2 separate regions of the Homo sapiens genome follow, and region 1 is linked to region 2. The links are chromatin loops, found by intact Hi-C in ENCODE. Cell type or tissue: heart right ventricle. All regions are shown on one strand.

What was found. Hi-C counts contacts between places; a loop is a spot of excess contacts. Peaks named below come from ENCODE experiments on the same cell type or tissue, not always from the same donor. Only the 100,000 strongest peaks of a DNase experiment are listed, where the experiment ranks them.
Region 1: a loop joins it to region 2, with 4 times the contacts of the local background. A loop is called at or near these places in 2 of 110 quality-filtered maps.

What each region holds. Positions count from the first base shown.
Region 1 is chr13:106,707,603-106,715,602 of GRCh38, forward strand. No RefSeq gene overlaps it. Among named protein-coding and RNA genes, the nearest start is that of LINC00443, 58 kb to the left of the region's middle. In heart right ventricle, no CTCF peak of the experiment used is centred here; no DNase peak of the experiment used is centred here; H3K4me3 peaks cover 984 bases; H3K27ac peaks cover 7,666 bases.
Region 2 is chr13:106,869,496-106,877,495 of GRCh38, forward strand. No RefSeq gene overlaps it. Among named protein-coding and RNA genes, the nearest start is that of LINC00443, 220 kb to the left of the region's middle. In heart right ventricle, no CTCF peak of the experiment used is centred here; no DNase peak of the experiment used is centred here; H3K27ac peaks cover 2,505 bases.

The DNA of each region.
Region 1 (8,000 bases), 160 kb before region 2:
GGGGAAATGCCAGATGCTTATAAAATCATCAGATCTCGTGAGAACTCACTCACTATCATGAGAAATGCACTGTGGAAACTGCCCAATGACCCAGTTACCTCCACCTGGTCCCACCCTTGACACGTGGGGATTATGGAGATTACAATTTTGGATGAGATTTGGGTGGGGACACAAAGCCAAACCATATCACCACTGCACCCTGGCCCTGGGTATCTCATTTAAATAAATAAGATTCTTTAGCTAAAAAAAAAAAAAAAAAAAGTTCAGAAATAACAGCTGTAAACAATATTATTGTTATAAAGAATTTCAGAAACTTGAAAGCATTTCTTTTGTGAACTGTTTAATAACGTTCATGGATATTGTCGTCTTCTGAGTCCTTAGATGATGTTCCAATATGCTGTCTGCCTGGTATTTTTTTATAGATCCCATTAGAGTTCACCCTCGCTCTCTATGTTAATATCATTTGTGTGTGGTTTTGACTATATTTCTTTTTTAAAGAAGGGTGGCTTTAACTATACCTGGTGTTTTCCAACATTTATGTGATTGGCTCTTTTGGTTTTCTCCCTTTATCCTCTTTGATGATGCCAACGGACACTTTGGACAAAAATATGAGACATGTGTTTTTGGAAAAAGTTGTATGGTATAGAAGAAAATTTTATGCATGAATACTATATGAAAAAAAGCATGGTAGCATCCTATGACACCATCTCGATTCTGTAATATTTAGTGATCTCTCAGACTTACAGTACACACGCATCTTGTACTTTACAGATGCAAGTACTCAGTAAACTGGCTTTTTGGACAGAATGAATTAATCATATCACTATAGAGTGGGATTTTGACTGACTCACATGTTGTTTCACAGACCATTCAGTATTTTTCAAATTTTCTGTAGTGAATATGCAGAATTGTTGGAAAAGAATATAATTTTACAGAGATCTTTTCTAATTCCCCAGATAATTAAATCACAACTACATTTCTTAGAAATCATGTCTATTTTATTCATGGAACCATGCTTTTCATAACACCTAAGTTCTTTTTCTCACATCTGCTTAAGGTCTTTGCTAGATTAGAAACAACTAGAGGTCAGAAATGAAATCTTCTGCTCTTGTTAAATTACCCCTACTTAAGAGGTGTTCAAAATGTCAGGTGACCTACTCAGCTGTGTCAGAATGAGAACAAAGATGATCAAGTATTAATAAATAGCTCTTCCCTCAACCCATCCAATTTATAGTATCTGTTGAAATCAATCCTCCACTATAATATGAAAAAACAAAAAAAATTATAAAATCCACTTTGACCAAGCTCTTATTAAATCGATAGTAGTGATATTGATGTGGTAAAAGTTTTAAGCATGAAAAGAAGTGATGGTCTGATTTTTTTTATCAGGATACTAAAATATATACAATTCTGGCATTTCCGACATTTAATTCAGAGAATTTTATTTGTATGCTACAGCTAGATAATAAATAATTAAACTAACTTTGATATATGCCGTACAACATAGTTAATTAAATGCCAACAGCACCTTTTAACCTCAAAATATGTTTTTCTCTCCTTAGGTCCTGTCTTGGTGCCTAAAATTCTTACCAAATTAAGGCAATATTTGTGGGGTTAAACTCAACATCTGTAGTAGGCTAGTAGGCTGCTATTAAAATGCAAATACAGTTCATGAGACGGGAACCATTAATACATTAGCTTCTACTAATATCTTAAGCTTGATACAAGTATCAGATTAGTTCATGGACAAGGCAAGAGCAACACTGTGAGCAGAGGGAAAAGAAAAGACAAATTTTAATGACACCACAGAAGGAATCTGGGACACAGAGAGATTGCTATAGCTCAGATGTGGTTGGAGAATTCTGGGTAACCAAGGATCAGCATAGACCTCTGGTTGGTTAGAGACCTCAAAATGCTTAGGTTCCAGAGCCTGAAGATAGTTTTCTCAGTAAGAGGCATCACGGACTCCCCATAGGCAGATAGATGCACACACATTTCTGTCTTGCTACAGGGCAGCCTGTTTCACAATTCCATGTTGTTACAGCTGTTCTCTTTTTTGGAACAGAACTGGTCTATTGTGGAAAGTACCAGAGACAAGGATATGTGGTCAGTGCTTTTTCTCAAGCCCAAGAAATGCAAAGTGTTAACTGGAGTAGGCGGAGTCTCTGAGTCCCAGGGCTTCTTTCTGCACCTAGTGAGAGAACAGTAATACTCCTCACTCCTCCTTACACACAAGGAAAATTCCTCCTGGAAGAATGAGAGGTGCGCCAATTTGCTAATTACAGCTACCAGTAATGTTAACAATACTCTCCAAGTAATGAAGTAAGATAATATGACCAAACTGAAACCTCAGATGAACTCCCAAGAAAAGATGTTCATGTGTCGGAGAGAAGCTGAAAGTTGTTGTGAGAGCAACTTGGCAGAATCTGAAGTATACACAGAAGAGCTGAAGGTGCTTCTTAAAAGAGCAATGCTAGCTGGGGAGATGGAAGCACAAAGGAGGTTTTAATCATCAAGTGACTCTGAGAAAGCATCAGAAGAAAGAAAAAGCGTTTTGAGTAAAATAGAATACGTAGACACACACTGACGTGAATGCCCAGTCGAGGGGCAGATGAGAGTCACAGCTCCCACTCCCAAATGCAACCTCATCACAAAATCACACCTGAGAGAGCAATGGGGAAATGACGGTTAACCAACCAATTTTCTGATGTCTACCCTGCAGGGAGCTGTATACTTTCTTTTGTTTTCTTCACGTTGGGTTGCTCTTAAATCAAATGCAGTGTTTCAGCTATTGCTAAGACGCTGGACATATTGTCTGGCAAATGAACGGGTCCTTTGCCAAGTAACCGGAGCTCACTCTTGCTAAAGGAAGAACATTGTTCACTAAAATAGTTTCTCTTTTGATGCCAAAGGAAATCGAATTGTAATCAAGGGCTGAGAACGGACTGAAGTCATCAAGGCTGTCTTGCTTCAGATTTGGCAAACTTACATGTTCCCAGGCTTATGAAATATAATTTACATTTACAAAAGGGAGAGGCTTCATTACACTGGAAATTTGTTTTAAATAATGCCGAAGTGAACCACTGATGGAACAGCCAGCATCAAAATCCATGGTGGCTCCCACGGATCCGCAGGATCTACCAGGCGGCACAGATAAGCAGGAATTTAGGTTTTGTTGAAAGAACCCAACAAAGAGAGAAGGCCTCTAAGTAAATTATGAAGCCTTTCTATTAATATCACCATGTTGAACTATCTCAGAGACACCACTGTGGGTTCTTGTTTTTGTTTATCTGGTTTGGCTCTTATTTTTGTTTTGAAGGCAGTGGGTATAGGAGTATATAGAGTGAGAGGGCATACACTTTTATTTGTAGATCCATGATTTCCTCGCATTGCCCTAATGATTTATTCAAATTTCAAGTAAATCTCATTTAATTCACGCACCAAGGTTTTGAAGTTACACTTGCTACATTTGAGGAACCAAGAATTAAGGCTTATATGGTTAAATAATTTACCCAGGCCAGGAGCGGTGGCTCATGCCTGTAATCTCAGCACTTTGGGAGGCTGAGGCGGGAGGATCACGAGGTCAGGAGATCGAGACCATCCTGGCTAACACGGTGAAACCCCATCTCTACTAAAAACACAAAAAAATTAGCCGGGTGTGGTGGCGGGTGCCTATAGTCCCAGCTACTAGGGAGGCTGAGGCAGGAGAATGGCGTGAACCCAAGAGGCGGAGCTTGCAGTGAGCTGAGATGGCACCACTGCACTCCAGCCTGGGTGACAGAGCAAGACTCCGTCTCAAAAATAAATAAATAAAATTTTTTAAAAAAATAATAATTTACCCAAAGTCTCATAGCTAGTAGGTTACAGAGACAAGATGCAAGTCCAGGTTCCCTAGAGCCCAAAGCTATACTCTTTCTGCTATGTTCCCTGTGCTATGCTTGATATAAAGGTCAAGAAAGGAAAAAAATTGAGTGAAAATTCTTTATATCCACCATTGAGTTTTCCTCGAGAGCTGTCATGTCCAGAAAGGCCACTTTTGCCCTTATAAAATAAAGCAGAGAACTGAGGCAATTTATTCACTGCCTCCAAATAATCTTTCTCTGTCCTGTCTTTTGGGGAGCATAGGGCATTAGGTTGGCCTCAGTCATCTGCAGGATGCTGCTCCATTTTCCTTTGCCTTCTGGACATGGCCATAAGCAATCATAGTGACAGCAATACTTTGAACCAAATAACACAGTGAGTCAAGTAATTTGTCTTGAATAGATAAGGCTTTGGAATATGCAAATTTAGAGATCATCTTCCAGGTCAGGTAACTAAATTCCCACACCTGGTAAGAATAGAGAATGTAAAACACAGAAAGTAACAAGAATTTCTTATCACCTGCTATATACAGAGGAGAAGGCATTTCCAGATTTTAGTGATGAATCCAGTGATATCTAATTTTTTAAGTATTTATTTTTGTATAAAAAGTAGCATTAATTTTTGTAAAATGGAAAATGATGGAGATGATTGTTTTCTTTCGTCTTTTAAAAATGATAACCGGTTGGCCTCTAAATCTTTTAAGTTAATGTAATATTCATCAAAGTGATAAAAAAAGGTTAACTAATGCAATTATTAGATTATGTGGAAGTCACAGGGTATGCTACAAGCTTGGGCTTATCAGCTCCAGTTTTATTTATTTCTTTTAATTTAACTAGATTTCATTTAGCACTGTACCACACTTGGAGACATTATTCACTAAGCTAAGAAAAGACAACAAAAAATGCCTTGAGGACTAATGGGCCAGGATGTTTTGGTTTAATATCATAACAAGTTTCTATATGGAGCCGTTTTGCTCGTTGGCATGGAGTCATGAGTGTCCAATGCACGCTGCCGTTAAACTCAGTCCTTTACATAAGCGTCTGACTGCCAAGCTGTCCTCTGCCCTTCACCCGGCAGCTTTGGAGTATTTTGGTTAGCAGAGCCAATGCACTTTCCTCCACATAAAGGGAATTACGATTCCACTGGAGGCTCAAAGGGGAAAATTAAAGTCATCAAAAAACTCTGATTCAAGTAGGCATTTTCCTTGAAAATGTGAAGCACGCTTTGATTCACCCCCATCTCTTGCTGAGGGTGCTACAGAGGAGATGCGTTTGGCTCTCCATCCGAGAGGAATCTTTTAGGTTGGTTAATTCCACCCTCCACAAAAACAAAGGGATACAGTTTTTTGGCAGAAGGAGGTGAGAAGAACATGCAAAGTAGGGCATGAAATTTAAACAGGAATTCTCTGCAGCTGTTGTCAAATGGAATAAAAACAGCGTCACAAAGAAGGCAACTAAGGAAGCAGAGGTTAAATGTGAAAGAGCCCAAACTGGTGATGGTCCGAGGGATGCCTAGGTAGAACCGGAACCACTCAGCTTCCTTCTGAGGGACACCGCTGACCCCTCCTGTTGGAGGAGGCCCTGGACCACGGCTGCTGGCCTTTGATCAAACGGCAACATCCTCTGAGCGTGCACCCCTCTGCCAGGCCTGGCAGCTTCTTGGAGAAGAAGATGAGTAATTTTTCCTTAATGATGGAAACATTCTCTCCATGTCTTCTTTCAAAGTTTATGGACAATGATTGCATTTTATGATAATGAGAACAAAGTGCATCACTGTGAATGTGAGGAGTATTTTCCCCCTTGGCAAAACAATTGTTTTACACCTTTCCATGTGTTGCATCCTCGGGAAAGACACTCTGGCATAGATTTCCCCAAAGAAAATCTTTGTTCAGATAAACTTTAATAATAGAAGAGCATACTTGAGAAACAAAAACCCTCACTGTTTTTAGAAGTCCTTTAATAGCTTTAATGTCTAACCAAGAAAGAGCCGGGAAACTCTACCATCACAAGCAGATATTTGCTAGGACTTTTTTTCTTTGAGTTTATTAAATAAAGATTAGCCCTATAATCCTAAAATGTCCCCACAGTTAAGCTGGTGGTTGTTTCCCATTATACAGGCAGTAGTGTGATAGTGGTTTTACTGGATAATGCCATTATTATATATTTTAAAATACAGCATAGTATCATTATTGTTTGTATTCACAATCAGCACCTGGAGCCATAACCTGTCTTATAATCATTAGAATTCAAACAGTTGCAATAGCACTTCCTTTGAATCATGATCTAATACGAGAAACAATACAAGGCAAATAAATAGATTTCCTCCTCTTGGGCGACTTGAATATTCCCCATTGTGTGTGTCTTCACTGGCATTGAAAACTGGGAAACATTTGACAAAAGGTTTCTCTCACTTCCAGATTAGAAGTCTCTTTCTCACTATTCTTTGTCTCTCAGATAAGTTCATATACTTTTCCCCCTTTTCAACTAAGACCATGACTAAGTTCAGAGGGTCTCACCACCTAAGTGTGCAGCAATTGTTGGATTGGTGAGTGGTGTTCCGGACTGGTGGGGAATCCCTTGTAAATGTCAGTTTGCTATTTTCATTGAATGGATTGGTTCATTTTGGCATCTGTGGTTGAACAAAAAGATGAAAGTCGAGGGCCAAGATATGGACTTTGTGTATTGTTATTGGGCCACTAAGAAGTAAGAGCGTCAAATGAGCCCTGTTTTCTGTTTTGCCTGCAGGGGAAAACTTCCTGCCCTCCTTCCTGAGATCAGAGAGACGAGTTTTCAGGAATCCCTCCCCAGGGTTTGCCTGTGTACTCTGTGCATGGTGGAAGTGGAGAAGAGTGATCCAGCTTCCTTCAGTGGGACCCTCCTCACCCATCCTGATGGGTAGATACAAGATGCCGCCATAGGGGCTGCCCTCGGACAGAGCCAAGGAGAACATTGACTCATTCGTCGTGTGCAGACCTTTGCGGAAGATGCCGATGTGCTCAAGGCATGCTCCCTCATGTGAGGGGTGACATCACTGCCTAATTTACACTCATGCCAGGCCTAAATGACCTCATCACAGAAAGGCGATTGTCTTGGCTCCTACTACATGGCACAATTCTTTTCCTGAACATTCCTGATCATACTCTGTGCACTCCCTCATCCCTGCCTTTGTTATTTCCCCCTACCCCTGGAACACAGTTTGACAAACATCAATTCCATTTTCTTGTGAAGGCAAGTTAATTTTCAGACTCTCAGTGTCTTCATCTCTAAAACGAAGGGTTATCTGTGCTACTGCTGCTGCTGCTGCTGCTGCTGCTGCTGCTGCTGCTGCTGCTGCTGCTGTTTTCCTCATGGGTGTCTGGAGGGGAGCTGAAATGAAAGGGTGGAGGTATCTGGATCCCAGGGCTGCTTCCTTTTATCTGCCCTACATATTGCTAAAATCGCTTTTGAAAAATAGGCCCCACTGCTTTTAAATTACTGAACTAGATAGTATCGCAGGCTTCTTTGGCTATAAAATTCTGTGATTCTAGCATTCCCGGGAGTGAGGATTCAAACTGACCTGCAAGGATAATCCTAAGGCATTCAGCCTTCAAAGCCCTCAGCGCTGCCTCCCTAACCCTTATGGGAACTTCCATGGGACATCCAGGGTCATCTGACATCTGATTTCATTCTAGCTTGCAGCCTTATCTTTTCAAATGGCTTGACAATGTAGTCAAACTAGACCCTCTCTAAATTTCAAACCAACTGATACTTTCTGCTCTAGGTCTTTGTTGATACTATACTCTGCTCAAAATCATATGCATCCTACAAGATTCATCTCAAAAACTAAATATTATATCTACCACACTTACCGTATTTTGCTATGTGGTATTCTTGTTTGTTTGTTTTCTGAGTGAACAATTCAGGAGCTGTGAGTACATTCACAGCCTTATGCAACCATCACCACTACCTAATTCCGGAACATTTTCATCACCCCACAAAGAAATCCTGGGCCCATTAGTAATCACTTCCCATTCTCCCCTGTACCCCGCCTCTGGCCACCACTAATCTACTTTCTGTCTCTGTGAATTTGTCTATTTTGGACATTTCATATAAATGGAATTATACAATGTGTGACCATGTGTAAGGATTTTCTCACTTATC
Region 2 (8,000 bases):
TTGTACAGGAAAGAGACATTACATGTATACATTAGCAATGCACAATCAAATACTTGGAGAAATAATATTGTTTTATGAAAACTCATTTATGCAGTATACACACAGTTAATTAGAGCACTCTTCAATATTAAGAAAGAGGTATTGGCAAGAGGCAGGAGAAAGGATCAGTGGATATTGGAAACAGAAGAGAGTGACCAGAAGGCTAACTTTAGCAGTGAGCCTTTAGCAATGGACCAGGATACCAGGTGAGACGGGTAATAAAGGGACTGTGTGCGGAGATGTGGGAAGAGTGCAGGGAAAATGCAGAGGTAGCACAGACCCACAGGTAGGAGGGCAGTGCTGCTGCTGCTAGGCATGAAGCTCTCCCAGATTCTGGAGACAGAGTACTCTATGAAAAGGGTTGCCTGATGAGAAAGGGGTGTAGGCTTCAGCTGGGGAGGGGAAGCCAGATCTATGGGAGCCCGCAGGGAGAGGTTAGGGGAGAGGTACTCTGACAGCATTCTCTTTCCTTTCGCCAATTGCCCTGTACTCCCTATCAGCAGAACCCAACTGGAAGCAGGGAGTCTGCTGGAATAATGTGCATGGATCAACCTTTGGATGGAAGAAAGGAAGATATTCATGGCCAGGTCATGGAGACCTTCATACAGGGTGTCCCGGAGTCGGGATCTTCTATTACAGGTTATTGGAAGACATTGAAAGTCTCAAACTCTTCAGCACTGTATCCCAGCGGGCACATTCAGCTTGAATTCTTTGTGGTCACCCAACCAGCTCCCCTCACTCCATTCGGTGTAATGTGAAATGGAGGAAGGTGGAATTAGGGGGTGCAAAACTGGACGCCGAGGAGCAGCTGGGATGCCAATGAAGGGATCGATGGGATGAGGATACAAAGGAGAGGAAGAATTTGAAAAATACTTTGGAAGTGAGTTACAGAAGCTGAGGGAGAAAAGTCAAGGATCCTAAGGTCTAGGTTTATGACTTGGGATTATGAAGAGATAGTTGTACCACAAAATGAGATAGAGAATAAAGGCTTGGGAGGAACTTCAATGATGAATATAATCAAATTAATAAATTTAAATTTGTTAAATATAATCACAAGAGTCGTAAGAAACATTTACAATGATCTTATTCTTAATAAAGACCCATAATCTTTAGTTTCCAGTTCAAGACCATTCATGATGGGTCTTTGTCTTCCCCATTAGCATGGCATCTAAAATTATAGACTCTGAAGAATATCGCTGATATCATAATTTTTTCTCATGATATTCTTTTCTAATCAACCCATAGTCCATATTTTTATGGTTGGAGAGAAGTTCAAATTTGATAGCAAAGGCTTGACTGGTAGGTAATCTTAACTAAATCACAGAAGAATATATATTTAAATGTATTATAAATATTATTCAAATAAGCTAAAAGAGAACATGAATAGTGTGGCACTCCTGGATTTTTCTTCTTTCTGGACCAGTTATTATGAGTGGCCTTAGGCAAGCTACTTTTGACTCAGTTTTCAATAATACATAGCCACTCCTGGTGTTATAAATGAGTTTTTACAAAGCACTCCCCTATAGGCAAAATAGAAATAATAATACTTTGCAGAATTGAGGTCATAGGTATTAATTATGTTAAGTTCTAAGCAATGATGTAGCAGACATTTTGTTTCTAGGACAGGATGCTGGCTTTTACAGCGCTTTGTTCTCCTGTGTAATTATAGATCACTTTACAAGTATATTTAAAATATGAGTTTCTGTTTAAATCTTCTCAGTAACATGTTCAAAGAATACCAGTTTCATTAAGGAACATGGTTTTCTTTATTATCATGTTCTTTCATACAAATACTGGATTGTGAGTGCCTTAAATTCACTCATGAATGTAACCATTCAACATTTATTCTTGCTTTGCTCTACTTATTACTTATGATTTTGTCAGTTAATATAATAAGATTAAATTTGCAAGGCATACCTTCTAGAAGGTGTTTCTTTTTTGGCGCTATATTGATAATAGCTGCCACTTAGTTGTATATATTAAAATAACTCAGAAGTTTCAGTTAAGGTGAATTGCCAGCCATGGATAATTTAGAACAATTATTAGCTGATTATTTTAATGTTACTTTAAAAAAATATTTAAAAATGCTTACTAATTGTACCATTTGTGAAGAATCAGTTTTTTAACAGTGTGATGTTTTACTATACAAAGGTAAATGTTTAAAACAAAAAAATTACCTGGACAGATATAAGGACTTTCTTGCTCTAGACTCAGCCATTATTGGAACAGACTTCTCTATTACTGTTTCTTTAAACTTTGTAAGAACGCAATCCACTGTTTTCTGGGATTATGTTTTGGATTCATGTCCTGCTTTGGTGACACACTGAAACTGAGAAAAAGCACTCCCTTACTTCTGGCAAGAAATGCTTTATTTGGATGTTTACCCTAATTACTCCATAGAACATATTTTGGCTAGTTTTAGGGACCTTTAAGCCCTTCCTAGGACCTGGCAAAATCCTTCCTGTCCTGTCTTTTCTCGTCACTGGGGAGAACACTGCAGGGAATGTTGATACAGGGTCATGTGCATGCCACGATCCTCCAAAACAGATTCCCCACCACCCCAACCCCAATTAGCAAGACTGGACAGAATCACTCTGCTAAGATTCCACCTTTCATATTTTGATCAGGTGGTTGAAGAGTAGCACTTTTGCTGAATAGCTCTAGTGTATGGCCACCAGAAAAAAAAAAAAAGGTTATAACACCTTGAATTATTCACATCCAATACAGATATTATTCTGGCAAATAATTTAGTACATCGGAAAGTATAGAAAATTATAATCTCCTCATCACATGATTCGGAGGACAGCCTAGTCATTGGAAACTTATTCCTGGCCAGTTTTTTTTTTTTTTTTTTTTTTTTTGTCTGAAAAGATAGAGCTATTTTCTTTTCATGAGGCTGCAGTTTGTGATTACCAATGAAGTAGAAGCTAAGGAATTTTGGCTTCCAGACAACCCTGTCTTTCGTAAGGAGGAGTGACCTACAAAGGTACAATTAAGTCTACTTTCAGAGAGCCCTATTAGTAAAACAAAAACAACAAACAAACAAGAAAGCTCCTATTGAAATTTAGCTGCAAGGTTTGACGGGGTGGTGGCTCTTGCCTGTAATCCTAGCACTTTGGGAGGCTGAGGCGGGTGGATCACCTGAGGTCAGGAGTTCGAGACCAGCCTGGCCAACATGGTAAAACCTCGTGTCTACTAAAAATACAAAAATTAGCCTGGCGTGGTGGCATGCACCTGTAGTCCAAGCTACTTGGGAGGCTGAGGCAAGAGAATCACTTGGACCCAGGAGGCGGAGGTTGCAGTGAGCCAAGATCATGCCATTGTGCTCCAGCCCGGGTAAGACAGCAAGACTCCATCTCAAAAAAAAAAAAAAATAAGAAACTTAGCTGCAAGGTTTCGACACTTGTCTTTAAGGTTCTTGAGGAACCAAAATTAGGAGGCTTGTTGACATACAACCTTAGGTGCTGTCTTCATGGAAATGGGTCCATTTAGCCATGTTTTTAAACTAATATTTAATTTCAAAAGGATTTAGGTAAACTAATTATGGTTTCTCAGTTTTATCAAATTGAAAAGAGATGTAAGAACTGCAGAATTTCAGGGTTTTTAAGCTGGACCTGATGCCTTATGTGGAACTGAGTCCCATCCCTTTGCATCCTCCTCCTGTTGTGATGTAAGCTGAGTAAGGATAAAGCAACTGCAATAACAGAAAATTTAAAAATGCATGTTTTTATGAAATGCTTAGACAGTCTGAGGTGCAATGAGACAATATGACTATAGCATCTCAGCTGACGTCTTTGGCAATGACTTCATTGTCATTTGGGTTTGAAGGAAGTGGATAAGTAGAGAAAAGCGAAATTTGATATGTACATCTTCTGAATTGCTCAAGTCAACTGATTTTTACAGAAATAAGTCTTTCTTAGCATTTTGATCTTATTGTCAAGTAATCTAAACAGGAAAGGGAAGATGAGCTGGGCGCGGTGGCTCACGCCTGTAATCCCAGCACTTTGGCAGGCCGAGGTGGGCAGATCACCTGAGGTTAGGAGTTCGAGACCAGCCTGGCCAACATGGTGAAAGCCCATCTCTACTAAAAATATGAAAATTAGCCAGGCGTGATGGCACATGCCTGTAATCCCAGTTACCCAGGAGGCTGATGCAGGAGAATCACTGGAACCCGGGAGGTGGAGGCTGCAGTGAGCCGAGATGGTGCCACTGCATTCCACACCCCAGCCTAGGCGACAGAGTGAGACTTTGTCTCGAAAAATAAATAAAATAAAATAGAAAGGGAAGATGGAAAGAAGGGAGAGTCTTTGAATTAAGGGAACCATGCTGAGCCCTCCAGATCCCACAGGGCTGCCTACTCCTGGACACTGTCTCTAGAATTCCCCACGTGGACACCCAGCATGCCAAGAGTCCCAGGAAGGTACTGCTCATTGGCTGAATTTTCTGCATCTGCTTCCCCTCCCTGCTGTATTCTCTGTCCTTACCCACACCAGCTCCAAATAAGAACAAACTAGCCTGTAGACCTTCCATTCAACAGAAGCCAAAATTCCTTATCAAAGTCTTCTTTGAACTGCTTTGTTATCAGGCACTGTAATTTCATGCCCAACTTTGTTGATGTCTCTCTTAAAAGGACCAGAGAACTGGAGAACAATCTGGGCTTGAGCCTGCTGGTGAAGGGCAGTTCTTGAAAGGAAGGAGCTCCTCTTGGTGATGAATTGGGTGAAGAAGCGTGATTGTTTTGCTCTATTTACAGGATCATCTCTCTACTGTCTTTAAAAGCTTATTAAAAACAATCTGAGGAGGTTTCCCAGCATGCTGCTTTAATTTAGGCTGTTTTTAATTTTAGAAGAATGAAAATTCCCTATTTGGTAATTTCCTTTCTTGCTCAAGGTTTGTTCCTTTACAAGGTTTTCTCTTCTTATCAGCTTGGCCACTGTTGCAGCTATTGTAACTCAAATGTGGACAAAGGGGGAAAGAATACCACTCTCCAAAACAAAACCACAAAAACAAATTTAAAAAGTTTTTTTTTTTTTTTTTTTTTTTTTTTTTGGCAATTTGCCTTCAAAAGGGTGTAGTTCCGGGTAACAGAGAGTGCAGCAAGTCTCTGGAGTCTAAACGGAGACAGAAATCAAGGTGCTGACTTTAATTTTTCTTGGAAAATAAACAACATGAACATAACCCAAAATGTTTTCCAAGGAACCACTCTACCCTGAGGTCCTTATGCCCTGGAAGGGTGGGTTGTTTACTCACAGCCTCACTACTTAAAACTTTTATTTCAAACATTTTTAAATATCTTTCTTGCCATCTACCCATAAGTTACAAAGTGGCATTAGCAAGCATGGCCTCACATCCTATACAATATATGTGGGCAGTGTCTTGGAGTCTTTGTTGCAGATAGAGGCATATTGAGTAGAATGGGAAGTAGAGTCTAGAAAAAGCTTAGTGAGATATCCAGTAGCTTTTCTTATGAAACATGCTGTATTTTGGAAACTCATTAACTTTGATTAATATTAATTTAGTCTTTTATCACGTCAGGGGCCGTGCTGAGCTCTGACAATACAAAAGCGAATAAGACACCACCCCCACCTCTGGAGTTTATAGAGGAAAGACAGGCAAACAAGGGATGGGTAGGGAGACCTGTGTTGATGGACAGGGACCACAACGTGCTCTCTGCCAACACGGAGGGATGTCTCGCTCAACTAACACGAGGGCAGGGGGTGGGCTGTGTCCTGTCTGTCAAGCTGGCCAGAGAAGAGGACATGAAACAGATGATATGGTTGGGAACGATGTTTTCCCCTGAAATAACCTTAGTGGCAGTGAGGAGTGAACACAAAACCCTAAGTTTTTCAGTCACTGCCCACAGCAACCTTTGGTAAGCAAAAAGGATTTGTGAGGTCTTATATTTTAGCTTGAAAATTAGTGGGACATTTGTATCCTATTCTGTCATATTAGATTGCTCCTTACAGAACTGCTGATTTTGAAGGCCTAAACGTTTAAATAATGGTAATTGCACGGAGTGCAGACATCTGAAAAGAATGCCTTGCAGGAGTTGCCAGTTGTATTTCACTCTATCCTTTCATGTGCCCACTGCTGTCTTGGGGACAGGCATGTGGCAAAACGCAGAAGACCTTTGGGACAAATGGGGAGCTGCGACTGTTTGGAATGGCTCAGTTGGAGAGGTGGGCTGTCAGGTGGACTGCGGTGGGTGCAAGCTTCTCCTGAAATGTTCCATCAGTGCAAGTGAGAGGAAGCCTGTGGAGGGCTGGGAGCAGGAAGTGGCATGACTGTGCTTCCTGAGCTCATCCTAGTGGGGAGCTGAGGATGCTCTGGAGAGCCAGAGGCTGGGATAAAGATCACTTGAGGTCAGGAGTTTGAGACCAGCCTGGCCAACATGGTGAAACCCCATCTCTACTAAAAATACAAAAGTTAGCCAGGTGTGGTGGCATGCACCTGTAGTCCCAGCTACTCAGGAGGTGGAGGCAGGAGAATCACTTGAACCCGGGGGAGTGGTTGCAGTGAGCCGGGATTGCACCACTGCACTCCAGCCTGGGCGACAGAGTGAGACTCCATCTCAAAAAAAAAAAAAAAAAAGAAACAAAGAACTTTTAGGACATGAAAGGTGCTAAACAGTGAGAGACATGGTAAAGAAGAGAAGGGTGATTTTGGAGTTTTTAAGGGCTACAGCAAGAAGACTTGGAAAGTAATGAGTGGTGAGAGCTGAGGAGGAGGAAGAGCAATGGTCCTTATGGTGACTGCCGATCTTTACTGAGCGCTCCCTACGTGCCAGGCACTGCCCTGAGCACTGTCCATGGACTGTTTTACTAAATCCGCATTACCGATCTATATAAGGCTCATTTCCCAAATGAGAACATTAAGGCTGTCACAGAGGTTATGTGACTTGCCCAGGGTCACAGAGCTTATAGGTGATTGGTCCAAGATGTGGATTCAGGTGTACACTTACATGACTGGTCAAATCTTGTTGCTATTCATTGAAACAGAGAATCATCATCATCATCATCATCATCATCATCATCTTCATAACAAGAGACTGTGACATTTATTGTGTTTATGATGTGTCATGCCTAGGCTTACTCTAGGCCTGTTGTAGAATTTAACTGATTTAATCCTCAAACAACTCTACAACAGGGTGCTATGTGTTCCCCTGTATTCGTCTGTTCTTGCACTGCTATAAAGAAATACCTGAGACCAGGTGCAGTGGATCACGCATGTAATCCCTGCACTTTGGGAGGCCGAGGTGGGTGGATCATCTGAGGTCAGGAGTTCAAGACCAGCCTGGACAACATGGTGAAACCCCCATCTCTACTAAAATACAAAAAATTAGCTGAGTGTGGTGGCTGGCACCTGTAATCCCAGCCACTTGGGAGGCTGAGGCAAGAGAACCACTTGAACCTGGGAGGCGGAGGTTGCAGTGAGCTGAGATCGCACCACTGCACTCCAGCCTGGGCAACAAGAGCGAAACTCCATCTCGAAAAAAAAAAAAAAAAAAACCTGAGACTGGGTAATTTATAAAGAAAAATGTTTTAATTGGCTCAAGTTCCACAGGCTGTGCAGGAAGCATAGCTGGGGAGGCCTCAGGAAACTTACAATCACGGTGGAAGATGAAGGGGAAGCAGGCACCTCTTACCTGACTGGAGCAGGAGGAAGCGGGGAGAGGCACTGCACACTTATAGACAATCAGATCTCGTGACAACTCACTCTCACCATGACAACACCAAAGGAGATGGTGTTAAACCACGAGAAGCCACCCCCATGATCCAATCACCTCCCACCAGGCCCCACCGCCAACACTGGGGATCACAGTTCAGCATCAGATTTGGGTGGGGACACAGATCCAAACCATATTATCCCCCATCTTATGGATGAAGAAACTAAGGCACAGAGAGAGTAGGTCATTTGACCAAGGTCACACAGCTCATAATGTGGAAGAGTCAGTATTTGAA